Regions from separate parts of the Homo sapiens genome. Here region 2 is linked to region 1. A link is a loop called in an ENCODE intact Hi-C map of the cell type or tissue named here. Cell type or tissue: pancreas. All regions are shown on one strand. Each heading gives the region's core, and the rest is flanking DNA. Links, peaks and the distances in the headings are about the cores only.

The links. A loop is a pair of places that touch in the nucleus more often than their neighbours do. Peaks named below come from ENCODE experiments on the same cell type or tissue, not always from the same donor. Only the 100,000 strongest peaks of a DNase experiment are listed, where the experiment ranks them.
Region 2: it touches region 1 in a loop (2.4-fold over the local background); 14 of 110 quality-filtered maps call a loop at or near these places.

Annotation. Positions count from the first base shown.
Region 1 is chr3:194,297,091-194,303,479 of GRCh38, reverse strand. It overlaps LINC00887 (long intergenic non-protein coding RNA 887), which reads left to right. Exons shown (of 3, transcript NR_024480.1): 3 at 1-2,281. Among named protein-coding and RNA genes, the nearest start is that of LINC00887, 13 kb to the left of the region's middle. In pancreas, for the core only: no CTCF peak of the experiment used is centred there; a DNase peak (open chromatin) is centred at 2,959; H3K27ac peaks cover 336 bases.
Region 2 is chr3:194,157,798-194,164,186 of GRCh38, reverse strand. LOC107986172 (a long non-coding RNA gene) reads left to right here and starts at 1,902. Exons shown (of 3, transcript XR_001741081.2): 1 at 1,902-2,039; 2 at 3,292-3,405; 3 at 4,367-4,392. RefSeq lists an enhancer at 2,272-3,203. In pancreas, for the core only: no CTCF peak of the experiment used is centred there; a DNase peak (open chromatin) is centred at 2,810; H3K27ac peaks cover 3,071 bases.

The sequences.
Region 1 (6,389 bases), core at 968-4,967:
CCTTTGATTCTTAGGTTCCTATCTCCCTTCGACTGAGGCATCGTTTCCAAATCAGACACTTCTCGTCACCACTATTGCCCTCCCCTTGTCCAACCCACCTTTGGCTCTTGGCTGGAGTCCGGTGAGTCTCCTAGCTGGCTCTCCCTGTTCTCGTCATTTCCCAGTAAGTTCCAACCCTGCCTTCAGACTCTTCTGCACACAGCTTCCAGAGTAATCCTTTCAAAAAGTAAGTCAGATCCCATCTTTTCCCTCCCGTCTCACTCTGTCAGCCACATTCATTCCAAAGGACCATGTGGTCCATGTCCCTGTTCTCTCTGGTTCTCTCACTGCTCTCCTCTGTGCTTACTCTCTCCTGCCTCACAATGTTTGCACTTACTGTTTCTTCTGCTTGGAACTCTTTCCCTCCAAGACCTTTTTTTTTTGAGACGGAGTCTCGCTCTGTCGCCCAGGCTGGAGCGCAGTGGTGCAATCTCTGCTCACTGCAAGCTCTGCCTCCCAGGTTCACGTCATTCTCCTGCCTCAGCCTCCCGAGTAGCTGGGACTACACGCACCAGCCACCATACCCAGCTCATTTTTTTTGTATTTTCAGTAGAGACGGGGTTTCACCATGTTGGCCAGGATGGTCTTGATCTCCTGACCTCGTGATCCGCCCGCCTCGGCCTCCCTAAGCGCTGGGATTACAGGTGTGAACCACCGCGCCCGGCCTCCCTCCAAGATCTTTACTCACGTTGTCACCTTAGTGACGGCTCCCTCCCTAACCATCCTATTTAAAATTGCAGCCCGTTCAACACCCATTCCTCCTTCTCCATCCTTGCTCTGCTTCCTCCCTTTGACCTGTCACTCTTTAATCCAGTGGCATTCTGATTCAATGGTGACTGGGAGCAGGACCTAAGGAGGTGCGTCATCTGTAGAGAATTTGAAAATAATCGTGAAATAAACTCAAAGTGGGTTTGCTCTTTATGAGCCCCGCACACCAGCAATTCTAAATTCTGTTATCAATATACTTTCCTGCCAGGGTGGGCCGCCCCCACCGATTCTCCTCTATCTTAATACACTATGTGTTTCCCTTGTTTATTTTGCTTATTGTTCATTTCCATGCACTAGAATATAAGCTCCGCGAGGGCAGTATATTTTGTCTGTTTTGTTCACCACTGTGTCCCTCGTGTCTGCCACATGGTGTGTGCTCAGTAAGCTTTAGCTGAATGAATGAAGTGGTGGATGTCGACGTTCCCTTAGTTGGGGGTTATCAGGAGGGCTTCCTGGATGAATTGGTGTCTATATTGCCTGTCCTTAAAGAGGAGGAAGGTGCTCTAGGCAGAAGGAACAGCAGGTACAAAAGCAACTTGACTGTCAGGGTCATTAGCTAAGAGTAGGAGTCAGAGGGATGAGTGGGTGTCGTTCACCAGAATTTACCCTTCAAAATGTCAGTGCTTAGTAAATGAATGTGTTCCTTTATTACTAGTTGTTGGAGGGTCCTTGTTGACATCTTGCAGAGGTCTGGCTGTCACTTTTAATCAGAATGGCTATTCCCCACTCCTGCTGAAGAGCTCCAGGCCTGGCGGGGGTGGGCTGGCGGGCTGTGGTGGTGGTAAGGGCTGTCCCCCAGCACACTGTTAGAACTTTACTTATCCTCTTGCTTGAAGTGTGGGAGCTGGAGACCATTCAGGAAGCTGTGGTTACAGTCCCAGACAGGGTCCCTAAAAGCAAGGAGCCATTCCCAATGCTTCCTCCTTAGGGAAGCCTTCCCTACTTTCTCTTCCCTCTTCTGGGCAGAGTTTGTACCTTCCTCCTTTTTGCTCTCTGTTTATTTCTTTAATTTAACACTTAACAACATAATACCATCTTTATTTGTTCCATGTTTGTATCTTCTACTGAATGTGGCTTCAAGAACAGAAAGCACAGAACGTGGCACGTTGGAGGAAATCAGTAAGTGTTTGCTAAAGGTCCAACAATGAAACAGAACAGATATATCCAGTGCTATGCCGCGTCAAAAGAGTATGAGAGGTATTGTGGTGATGCTTTTGAATGCTAATCAGAATAAGGAGGGTGACTAGTCCATAGTTATATAGAATATAGGATATACAGAATATACCTTTTTCTGTAACGGGATGTGTCACTTAACTTTGTTCCTTAAAGCTCCAGAAGCCCAAGGTCACCCACAATGATTCAAGTATTATCAATGTTGAGAGCCTGTAAAAGCATCAAGTATATTATAGTTTCCAAAAAATTGTGAATTAGACTGAAAACCAGCATTTAAAAAATAAAGTGATGTTGACTTAAACACTGGTTTTATATACATGCCGCATATGAGCTGTGGAGGCCGCTCACATGCCAGCGTACTGGTTCATCTGCAATGGGCAGGCGGGCCATACCCCACTGGGGAGAAATCTTATGGGCTTCAGAAATGTCTAATGAAATAAGATTTTTAACTAGTTCAAAATCGGAGTTCAGAAACAGTTCAGTTAATATTTAAGTGTCGAGTTAAGAGAGGAGGTTGAACAAAATTCATTTTGAAGCTTTCACAGAGTTTTTAAAAAGCAAAACTTTAGACTTAAAATGGACTGTTTTATTATATGCAATGCACGTGAATATTAAATGTATGTTAAGTTTTTCATTTAGCAGATTTCTCCCCAGACTTTTAAAACCACCACCAAAAAATATTTACATATTCTCTCCTCTCCCCCAAAGCATCCCTCCCGTACACAAATACCCTTATTTTGAGACCGTGTTGCTCTAGATTAAACCAGTTCTTCCAAGAGCAGCCCGTAGGATTCTGCTCCATCCAGAGCAAGGCCCTTGGCTAAAGTCACTGCCTCTGCTTGACTGAGCCGGGCTGGGAATCTCATTATGGAAGCTTTCCACCTCCTTCCCAAGCCAGCCCTCTAGCGGAGGCCAAGATTGCGTCATCGGTCCTGGGCCTCATCCCTCCTTGCCTGAGGCCTGCTCACCTAATGTGTTTCAGGAGCATTCCAGCAGCCAGGCCTTCAGTTGCTCCCCGATCCCAGATGGGGAAAACCTTGTGCGGCACATTTGCCTCAGGAAGACTGCACTGGGCTCCCCGGCGCCCCTAGGACAGCGTCCCTTCACGTCGGAGAGACTGGGTGTGGGCCGTGAGGTTTAGGAGGCTTTAGGAGAAGGAAGATCCTCTCTCAGGAGTGAAATGATCTTATCTGAGAGGATGGAAGTGGTGAGGGCATCAGCATGGGTCCTGGGCTGCGGCTGTGCCTCTTCCTCCCCATGCTGACACGTGCTTGCCCACAAGCGCCCCGGGCCTCTACATCTCTTGGTAGTTTAAAGCTCTATTTTAGTCTCAACTAGCAGTTTCTCTCACTGGTAGATCTAAGTTCTAAGACTATTCAATGGGTTCTGTTTCTTTTTTTAAGAATTAAAAAAACTGTTCCAGTTAATTCACGGTCACTATGAAAAAAATAGGCAGGACATGTAAATAAAAGATTAAAATATATACAAATCAAAGAAGGAAGTACACCCAGGCCAGTTATCAGGCAAGCTTGCCAGACATCAATCCAGCAAGAAAACGATAGTGTGCTTTGAAAATGCCAAATCCGGCCGGGCGGGCGGCTCCCGCCTGTGATCCCGGCACTTTGGGAGGCCGAGGCGGGCGGATCACGAGGTCAGGAGATCGAGACCATCCTGGCTAACACGGTGAAACCCCGTCTCTACTAAAAATACAAAAAATTAGCCGGGCGTGGTGGCGGGCGCCTGTAGTCCCAGCTACTTGGGAGGCTGAGGCAGGAGAATGGCGTGAACCCGGGAGGCGGAGCTTGCAGTGAGCCGAGATGGCACCACTGCACTCCAGCCTGGGCAACAGAGCAAGACTCTGTCTCAAAAAAAAAAAAAAAAAAAAAGAAAAAGAAAAGAAAATGCCAAATCCGGCCAGGTGCGGTGGCTCATGCCTGTAATCCCAGCATTTTGGGAGGCCAAGGCGGGTGGATCACCAGAAGTCAGGAGTTCAAGACCAGCTTGACCAACATGGAGAAACCCCGTCTCTACTAAAAATACAAAATTAGCTGGGCATGGTGACGCATGCCTGTAATCCCAGCCACTCGGGAGCCTGAGGCAGGAGAATCACTTAAACCCAGGAGGCAGAGGTTACTGTGAGCCAAGATCGTCCCATTGCACTCCAGCCTGGGCAACAAAAGTGAGACTCTGTCTCAAAAAAAAAAAAGAAAAAAGAAAGAAAAAAAGAAAATGCCAAATCCATTACTTCTTTGGGAACCTCAGGTGTAACCGCTGGTGTGCTGTGGATGACACAGCATCACTGGGATCTGGTGCCTGGTATGAGCTGTGTGAAGGAGTAGGAGTGTGCTCACCCATCCGCAGGGCCACCGTTGGTCACTGTCCTACATTTTCCCTCCTTGCTCCCAGGGCTAGTCCTGGTTAGGTGTGGGCGGCAATCTGGGGACAGCAGTCAGCTTGCTGTCTGCTCCACTCTGCAACAAACTGCCTTCCTCAGTGCCCACCCCAACGGAGAAGGAACAAATGGTCTTCTGTTTGGATGGAGGAGAGGATTTGTATCTGTTCTCAGCTGCCTGTGGGTTTGTGCTTCCCACCTGCCTGCCCAGGCCTCATCTGATGTATCAGGAGTCCTCTGGGCGGGCACCAATGAGGGCAGCCTTTCAACTAATCCGGGGTGCCACCGAGGAGCTGGAGTGCGAGCTCTTTGGCCCTATGGGAAGCTCCCCTGGGAGGCTGCACTCTTTTCTACCAGTGAATGTTCTTTCACCCACTTCCTGCGGGCGCTGGCCAGATCCTCTGTGAGCAGTGGAGCTTGGCATGGTTCAGCGTGGAGCAGCCCTCCCAGCCACCCAGGGAAATCTCTCCATTCAATTACCTCCTGGCTTCCCACGCGTGGCCCATTAGCCTTGTCTGGGGCTCTTATGCATCAGGATTTATCATTGTGCAGCACCTGCGGGGGAGCTTGCCCCAGGCTTTGAAGGTCCTTCTGCAGAGGAGCTTAGGCAGGAGCAGGGGGCGCACGGAGGAGGTTTCTCTCAGTGGAGGAGCACGTGCTATGATTTCCTAGCCTGCTGTTGACGCTCCATTGCGGTCCTCATCACTTCAGAGCACTTTCATTCTTATTTTATTTTTAAATTTTTAAAAGAGACTGGGTCTCTTTTGTTGCCCAGGCTAGAGTACCGTGCTGTGATCACAGCTCCCTGGAGGCTTAAACTCCTGGGCTCAAGCAATTCTCGTGTCTCAGCCCCCTGAGTCGCTAAGACTACAGGTGGGCATCACCATGCCTGGCTAATTGATTTTATTTTTTAGAGATGAGCTCTTGCCACGTTTCCCAGACTGTGCTTGAACTCCTGGCCTCAAGCAATCCTCCCACTTCAGCCCCAAGAGTTGCTGGGATTACAGGGGGAAGCCACCTTGTCCGGCCCAGAAGCACTTTTCAAAGCCTCTTACGTTGGATGCTGTAGGTTCCATGCGACAATGACACTAATTATGATTTAAGCAGCACCTACTAGAAAGGAGCGTGTCTCATACATTATTGATCACTCTTAAAACTGCCTAGCTCCACGTGGTGGCTCACTCCTGTAATCCCAGCTCTTTGGGAGGCTGAGGCAGGCGGATCACCTGAGGTCAGCAGTTCGAGACCAGCCTGGCCAACATGGCGAAACCCCCTTTCTCTACTAAAAATACAAAAATTAGCCAGGCGTGGAGGCGCGTGCCTGTAATCCCAGCTACTTGGGAGGCTGAGGCAGGAGAATCACTTGAACCTGGGAGACGGAGGTTGCAGTGAGCCGAGATTGCACCACTGCACTCCAGCCTGGGTGACAGAGTGAGACTCCATGTAAAAACAAACAAACAAAGAACCCCAAACTGCCTAGCTCCATTTTGTTCAACAAGAGGCTCAGAGAGTATGTTTGAGGTCACCCACGTGTGTATTTTACGTCTAAAACCTCTCCTGACCCTCGAATGACCCACTCCTGGCTGTAGTCAGTTAGGTCTGTTCAGCCGCAGGAGAGGAGGCTCACAACGGCCAGGCAGGCTCCGATCTTCTCAATGTGGTCCCTCGCTGTGGCGGCTTAGCTTAGATCTTCTCTCAAACTCAGGCCGCTAGAGGGTCCCCACCGGGAAAGGGACACGCCAGGGCGTGGGGCAGGTCTGGAGCGGCCCGGGGCCGGGTGGATCCCGGCGCTCTGCTTTTACCTGGCAGGCGGGAGCGGTCCGGCGGGGCGTGGGCGCAGCGGGGGCCCGGGGCTGGAGGGGAGGGGACGGAGGGGGCAGGAGGGGGAGGGCCGGGAGGAGCCAGCAAGCTGGCGGCGGCGGCGGCCTTGAGCCACTGGCTGGGGCTGGTTGTGGCCGAGGCTGTGGCGAGAGGCGGGGCCGCTGGTGTGGCCAACGAGCCCGTAATGAAGCCCGGC
Region 2 (6,389 bases), core at 1,017-5,016, 140 kb after region 1:
AGCAAGAATTCCAATTAAGTTGTAAGAAAGGGTGCATAAGGAATAAAATGGAGATAAAGCAAAAGATCTTGAAATAGAGGTTGAAGAGTTTGTGCTTAATTCTCAAGGCACTAGACAGCCATGAGGTTTTTACTTAAGAGGGAGGGGGTTGCTGCAGGAGTTGAAATGATGGCACTAACTAAACTACTGAATGCTCACATGCGTTTACCGACCCAATCTCCTACCTGCTTGCTCTTGGAGTCAGGAGGAGGAAAGGGAGGAGGGAGGAAGAGATGAAGGGAGGGCTAGGACTTGTGGGAGAGGCTGACTGGCAGCAGGGCTTTAATTTCAATGGAATGTTTTCACGGGCATCGCCTTTCCCTTCCTGGTTGGGTGGATGAGCAGAGGTTCCTTGGGAATGTTTTTCTTGGGCACTTTTATAGGGTTTCAGCTAAAAACACAGGATATTGGTATGCATCTTCACGGTTTAGGTTAAATTGCAGTTTGCCCCCAAAACTTCCTTGAGGTTACATTTTATTCAACCCTTTTCGCCGTTCAAATGCCTACCAAACAGAGATTTATAGAAGAGGCTGAAGCTGGGAAGAGCCTCAAGAGACCATCCAAACCATCCTGTCCTCTTACACTCACTGTTCTATGAAGAAGTTAGGGTGAGAGGGGGTAGCTCAATTCCAATAATGTGAATCTGATGACACCACTTACCTCTATACAATCCTTTCATGGAAACCCCAAATCTTTTCATTTTATTTTATTTTTTTGAGATAGGGTCTTTCTCTGTTGCCCAGGCTAGAATGCAGTGGCATGATCATGGCTCACTGCGGCCTTAACCTCCTGGGGTCAAGCAATTCTCCTGCCTCAGCTTCTCCAGTAGCTGGGACTATAGGCGCACACCACTACACTCGGCTAATCTTTGTATTTTTTTGTGGAGATGGGGTTTTACCATGTTGCCCAGGCTGTTCTTGAACACCTGGGCTCAAGTGATCCTCCTGCCTCAGCCTCCGAAAGTGCTGGGATTACAGGCATGAGCCAACTGTGCCCGGCCTCAACCCAATATCTTTACCTAGAGTGATCATATATCCTGGTTTGCCCAGAATAGTCCTGGTTCTTGTTTTTTTCCCCAGGGTTTAATTATTGGTAATAACCCCTTTCACTCCCTAAAGTGAACCAGTTACATAATAAATTTTATGGTCACCTAAGTAATGCTTTCCAACTGATGCACCCCAGTGTGAAGACTGACGTCAGAAGTGGGTTGTCTCTGAGTTGCTGGGAGAGGGCTGTAAGCTCTTCTATGCATATATAGTTTCTCAATCAGCAGAGAGAAAAGTAAAACTATGACAGGTTGAGTATCCTGAATCCAAAAATTTCAAATCTGAAATGCTCCAAAATCTAAAACATTCTGAGCACCAACATAACTCTCAAAGGAAATATCATTGGAACATTTTGGATTTCTGATTTTTGAATTAGGAATAATCAACTGTAAGCATAATGCAGATATTCCAAATTCTGAAAAAATGTGAAATCCACAACACTTCTGGTCCCAAGCATTTAGGATAAAAGATACTCAAGCTGCACATTTTAAGAGTCTAAGAGGAATGCTGGAGGGAAGGATAGCGATTGTTGAAAGTAGGCACGCACCGTCTGCAGACTCAGCACTCCTCACCCAGCCTGCGGCCCCACAACTCACCGCCTAGCCCTTCCCACTATTTTTAGAGGCAAAGTCTTGCTCTGTCACCCAGGCTGGCGTGCAGGGGGACGATCCTAGCTCACTGCAGCCTTGAACTCCTGGGCTCAAATGATCTTCCCGCCTCAGCCTCCTGGATAGCTGGGACTAGTGGGAAGCATGTGCCACTATGCCTGGCTATTTTTATTTGATTATAGAGATGGGGTCTCACTATGCTGCCTCCTTCTTTACGGTCCAGCCACCAGAAGCAGTTCCTGGTCTCCTGACTCTACTGTGTCACTTCAGGGCTTTGGAACATGCTTTCCCTCTGCTGGAAGACATCTGCAGCCACCTCATCTCCCTCTTCCTTCAGTGCTCTGAGGTATTTCCCCTTGACATCCTCCCCAGGTGTCCCCCAAACCCCCAAACCATGGGACAGAGCCGGGATCTCCCCACTCTGAGCTGCTCTGACCTCCCCTTTCTTTTCTGTCCTGGTGCCCATTAATACTCTACATTGGCTGTGTGAGTGTACGTGCAAGTCTCCCTCCTGGACTGTGAGCAACTAGCGGGCAGGGCTGTCCCCCAACCCCGAGCACAGTGACTGGCATAAGGAGAGGATGCCCACACATACTGTCAAGTACACTCATTCGGTGGATATTTATTGAGCATTAGCTTTGCTCCAAGCACCACACAGCAGGGGACACTGCAGTGCACCAATGTCCCTATACCTGGAGAGCTGCAGCTGAACCCATGAATGGGGCAGTGTGAGTGTGTGGACAGGTCAATACATCATGAATGTGTGTCCATATGTATCCGTGTCTGTTCAAGGAGTTTGCTAGAACCTGCGTTCCTCTCAGGAAGACAGAATGCTTCAAAACAAATCAGTTTTTTTCTTTGTAGTTTCTTTGTGAATTAAGCAGCATAAACCTCTGATCTATGTAAAAACAGGGAAAGGGAAGTCTAGGGAGGCTAAAATAACTTTATCAACGTCGCTGAGTTGAGTGGCTAGTCCCCTGAGGGAGAAGCCTTGTGCCTTGGATCCCAGCTCAGCCGGGGGCAGCCGTGGCCCCGGCACAGCCTGATCTTACCGTGCGTGCCTGGGCGCAGCTCCTTCACCTGGGGGCTTGGGGTTCCTCCCTACTGCTTCTCACCACTGAATGTTTGTGAAAGGCAGGGCTGTGTTTGCGCCTGTAGCCAGGCAGGGGCTCTTTCCCAGAAGCTGGTCCAAGGCCACAGAGGCTGAGCAGAAACCCATGTGCTGTTTGTTGTGAGGCAGGCTCTGTTCTCAGGGATTTATTTGTGAAATTCCTGGAGTGGGGAGGAAGACCTACAGCTTGGCAGAAGTAAATGCCAGGTCCTGAGAAGCTTGGCAAATGGAGAAGGAGAGAAAGGAGTATGGGGTGGGGGGTGGAGAGGGAGGTGGAGAGAGAGAGAGAGAGATACTCAGGCTGAGCCCTGGGATCAGGCTTTGAAGACAGAAAAGATTCTAACTTTTTGCCCTCAAAAGACTGTAAATCAGTCTCATTCTCTCCACACCCACTGCTACACACTCACCTTAATTCATCTCTGCCTTTAACCTTTGACCAATTCTCCTCACCCTAGCTCAGAGATAACTTTCTTCTTCTTTTGTTCAGAGGTTGTAACAGCTTTGGGACGCTCTGGGATCCCTGTTCCACTTTGCCTTTCCCTGCCTTCATCACCCCCTTAATTATGGACATGAACAGTCTTCAGGTCAAAGAAAAATGTGGGTAAGATGTGGCCTCCCCAAGGACTGAAGGCAAAGGCCAGCACCCCAGAGGGAGGCATCACTCTCCAGGACAGGCCGGGGATGGCGGGAGCGCCTCACTCCAGCAGAAGTGAGGGCCTGGCTTGCTCTGTCAGTGGCCCGGAGAGCTCGCCTTACCTCCCTGGAGCATGGGTTAGATTCCAGAACTGCCTCTCCCAGTTCATAGCAAGTACAGAGAGCCATAGTGAGGGGCAGGAGGTGCTTGGAGGTGCAGAGAACAGGTTACCTGTCGCTGTCAGGTAAACCTGAATCCTGAAGCCCAGATCACTCAGCTACTGTCTGAGTCTGCCAGGGGCCTCCCTCCAACACACCCCAAACCTTCTCCCCGTCCCAGTGCAGCTTTCTGCTGTGGTTTCAGTCCTCAGCGGGTCAGCCAGTGCCGCCTCCACTTGTCCTGATCACACTGGCCCTTCCACTCCAGAGGTCATTTGCCTCCTCAGAGGGCCCCATGCACCCAAATGTACTTGAGTATAAGGTGGCCAGAGTGGCTGAAGATGTTTTACCTGGACAGGGAAGGGAGGGCACTCCTGTGAGCCAGGCCAGGGGGAGATGTAAGGGGTGAGGAATCACAAATTTAATTTCAAAAGACTGAAGCTGAGACGTGACAGGGCACTCCTGCACAGAAACTCCCCTCCTTCCTCACTCTAGGAAATCTGGAGAAAATCCAGAAAGTGGGTGGCAGCTGCAGAGGGATCCACACATAGTGGAATAGGGCCTTCCTATCTCCAGAGCTGGAGAGCTGTCTCTTTTGTGTTTTGAGACAGGGCCTCGCTCTGTCACCCAGGCTAGAGTGCAGTGGCGCGATCTTGGCTCACTGCAGCCTGGGCTCAAGCAATCTGCCCACCTCAGCCTCCCGAGTAGCTGGGAATACAGGTGCGTGCCACCAGGCCCAGCTAATTGCTCATTTTTTTGTATTTTTGTAGAGATGGAGTTTCCCCATGTTGCCCAGGTTCGTCTAGAACTCCTGGACTCAAGTGATTTGCCTGCTTCGGCCTCCCAAAGTACTGGGATTACAGGTGTGAGCCACTGCACCCGGCCTGGAGAGCTGTCTTTAGGGTGGTAGCTGAATGTCATATTCCTGGACAGACCTGACCGCATGGAATGGCACAGTCTCTGGGACCCCTGCCTGCCTTTTCTTTCTCCCTCTCCACTTAGAAACTTCACCCCAGACTGGGTTCAGGAATAGGGCTTGGTACCCAATATAGGGCCTAGTATACAGTAGGTGCTAAAGGTGTTCACTGAATGAATGATTAAAACATGAACCAGTCAGGGAGGAGACAAAAGAGGTAGGACTCAGGACTGGGCAGAGACTGGGGACACGGGTGGATAAATGGTAGAGGCTTAAAGGGGTTCTGTGTCTTGGGACAGAACATATATGCCTGTGACTCATGAACATAAGCCTCAGCTTCTAACTGCAGTATCTGGCATAAATGGTTCCATAGTTCACAATGTATGCACAGCCTGACCCCCATTCAAGGGGCAGGCATCCAGGGACAGCAGTTCAGAGGACTCTGGTCTCAAGCTGGAGGAACCATATGATCCCACGCTCCCATTTTTAAATGAGGGCGAGTGACATTGCCAAGGTCACAGTGGGTTGGAGCAGGGCCCATCTCCAGGTCAGGTTCTCCTGGCTCCACCTGGTCCCCTCCAGGGGATTTAAAGAGGCAGCTTTTCCTGGATGAAGACTGATTGGTGACTGTGACTCATTAGCACATGAAACCAGTCAGACCTGGCATGGCTCTGCCCACCCTCTTTCAATCACACCCAGCCCTGGAGCCTCTTCTAACCTATCCTCTAGTTCTCCAACTACACTGCCTACTAGCCACCTGGAATCCTCAGCCTTTTAAAGAAGAAGCACTTGTTTTGCTTGAATCACCTCAGAAGGCCCCTATTTTATTTTAATTATTTACACTCAAATTCCGGAGACACTTGTGACAGCCCAGTGTCTCATTCGTCTTTCCACAGACACAACACACAGTAGGTGCTCAGTAAGTTTGGTGTTGGGAGGAGGTAGGAAAAAGATGAACAGAACTCTAGGCAGTCTGGGGAGCCCTGAGCTTTACTGAGCTTTGTTTGTGAGTTTTCTCAGCAAAGCCCCAAACTGGATAGTCTGGCAAGGAGAACTGCCTTTATGTGCCTATTAGCCAAGCAAAAAGTGTTTGCTATTAGATCTTCATTTATATCAAATATGTGCAAAGGACTAAAGTAGACTCCCAAGTGAAATGAAAATTAAGTTGTTAGACAAACTTAGGGAATGGGAACTCCAGCTGGAACAAACTTATGAGACACTTGTCTTTAAATACTAATTTTTAGAGATGCAAGTGCAAACTTCCTTCAATAATAATCTATGACTCAATTTACTTCCATTCTAATTCAGGAGTTAAATCACACATCCATAAACAGTCAAGAGCAGCTTGTAACATCACTGGCATGTGGACATCCCGTGAATTGTTTATTGATGGCTCTTTTGGAGTAGAGTCTACAAAATTACGTCTTCAGTTACTTAAATTTTTCAAATGAGGGGAAAAAGAAAAACACCAACCTTTCAACCATACTTCAAAGATGGCAGCCAAGGTGCTTTTATGTCATAACTAAAGCCAAAGAGGATCTTAAAGATTCCTAGCCTACATTTTCAATATCCCATAGTGTTTCTTATAATTTGAAGTGATGTCAAAGTTTGCTCAAACACAATTAAGTATGCTTTAGCTTCAATTTTATCTTTCTTCCTTCCCTCCCTTCCTCCCTTCCTTCCTTCTTTTTTTCTCACTCTTGTTGCCCAAGCTGGAGTGCAATGGCTCGTTCTCGGCTCATTGCAACATCTGCCTCCCGAGTTCCAGTGATCCTCCTGCCTCCCGAGTAGCTAGGATTACAGGTGCCTGCCACCAGCCTGGCAAATTTTTGTATTTTTAGTAGAAACAGGGTTTTACCATGTTGGCCAGGCTGATC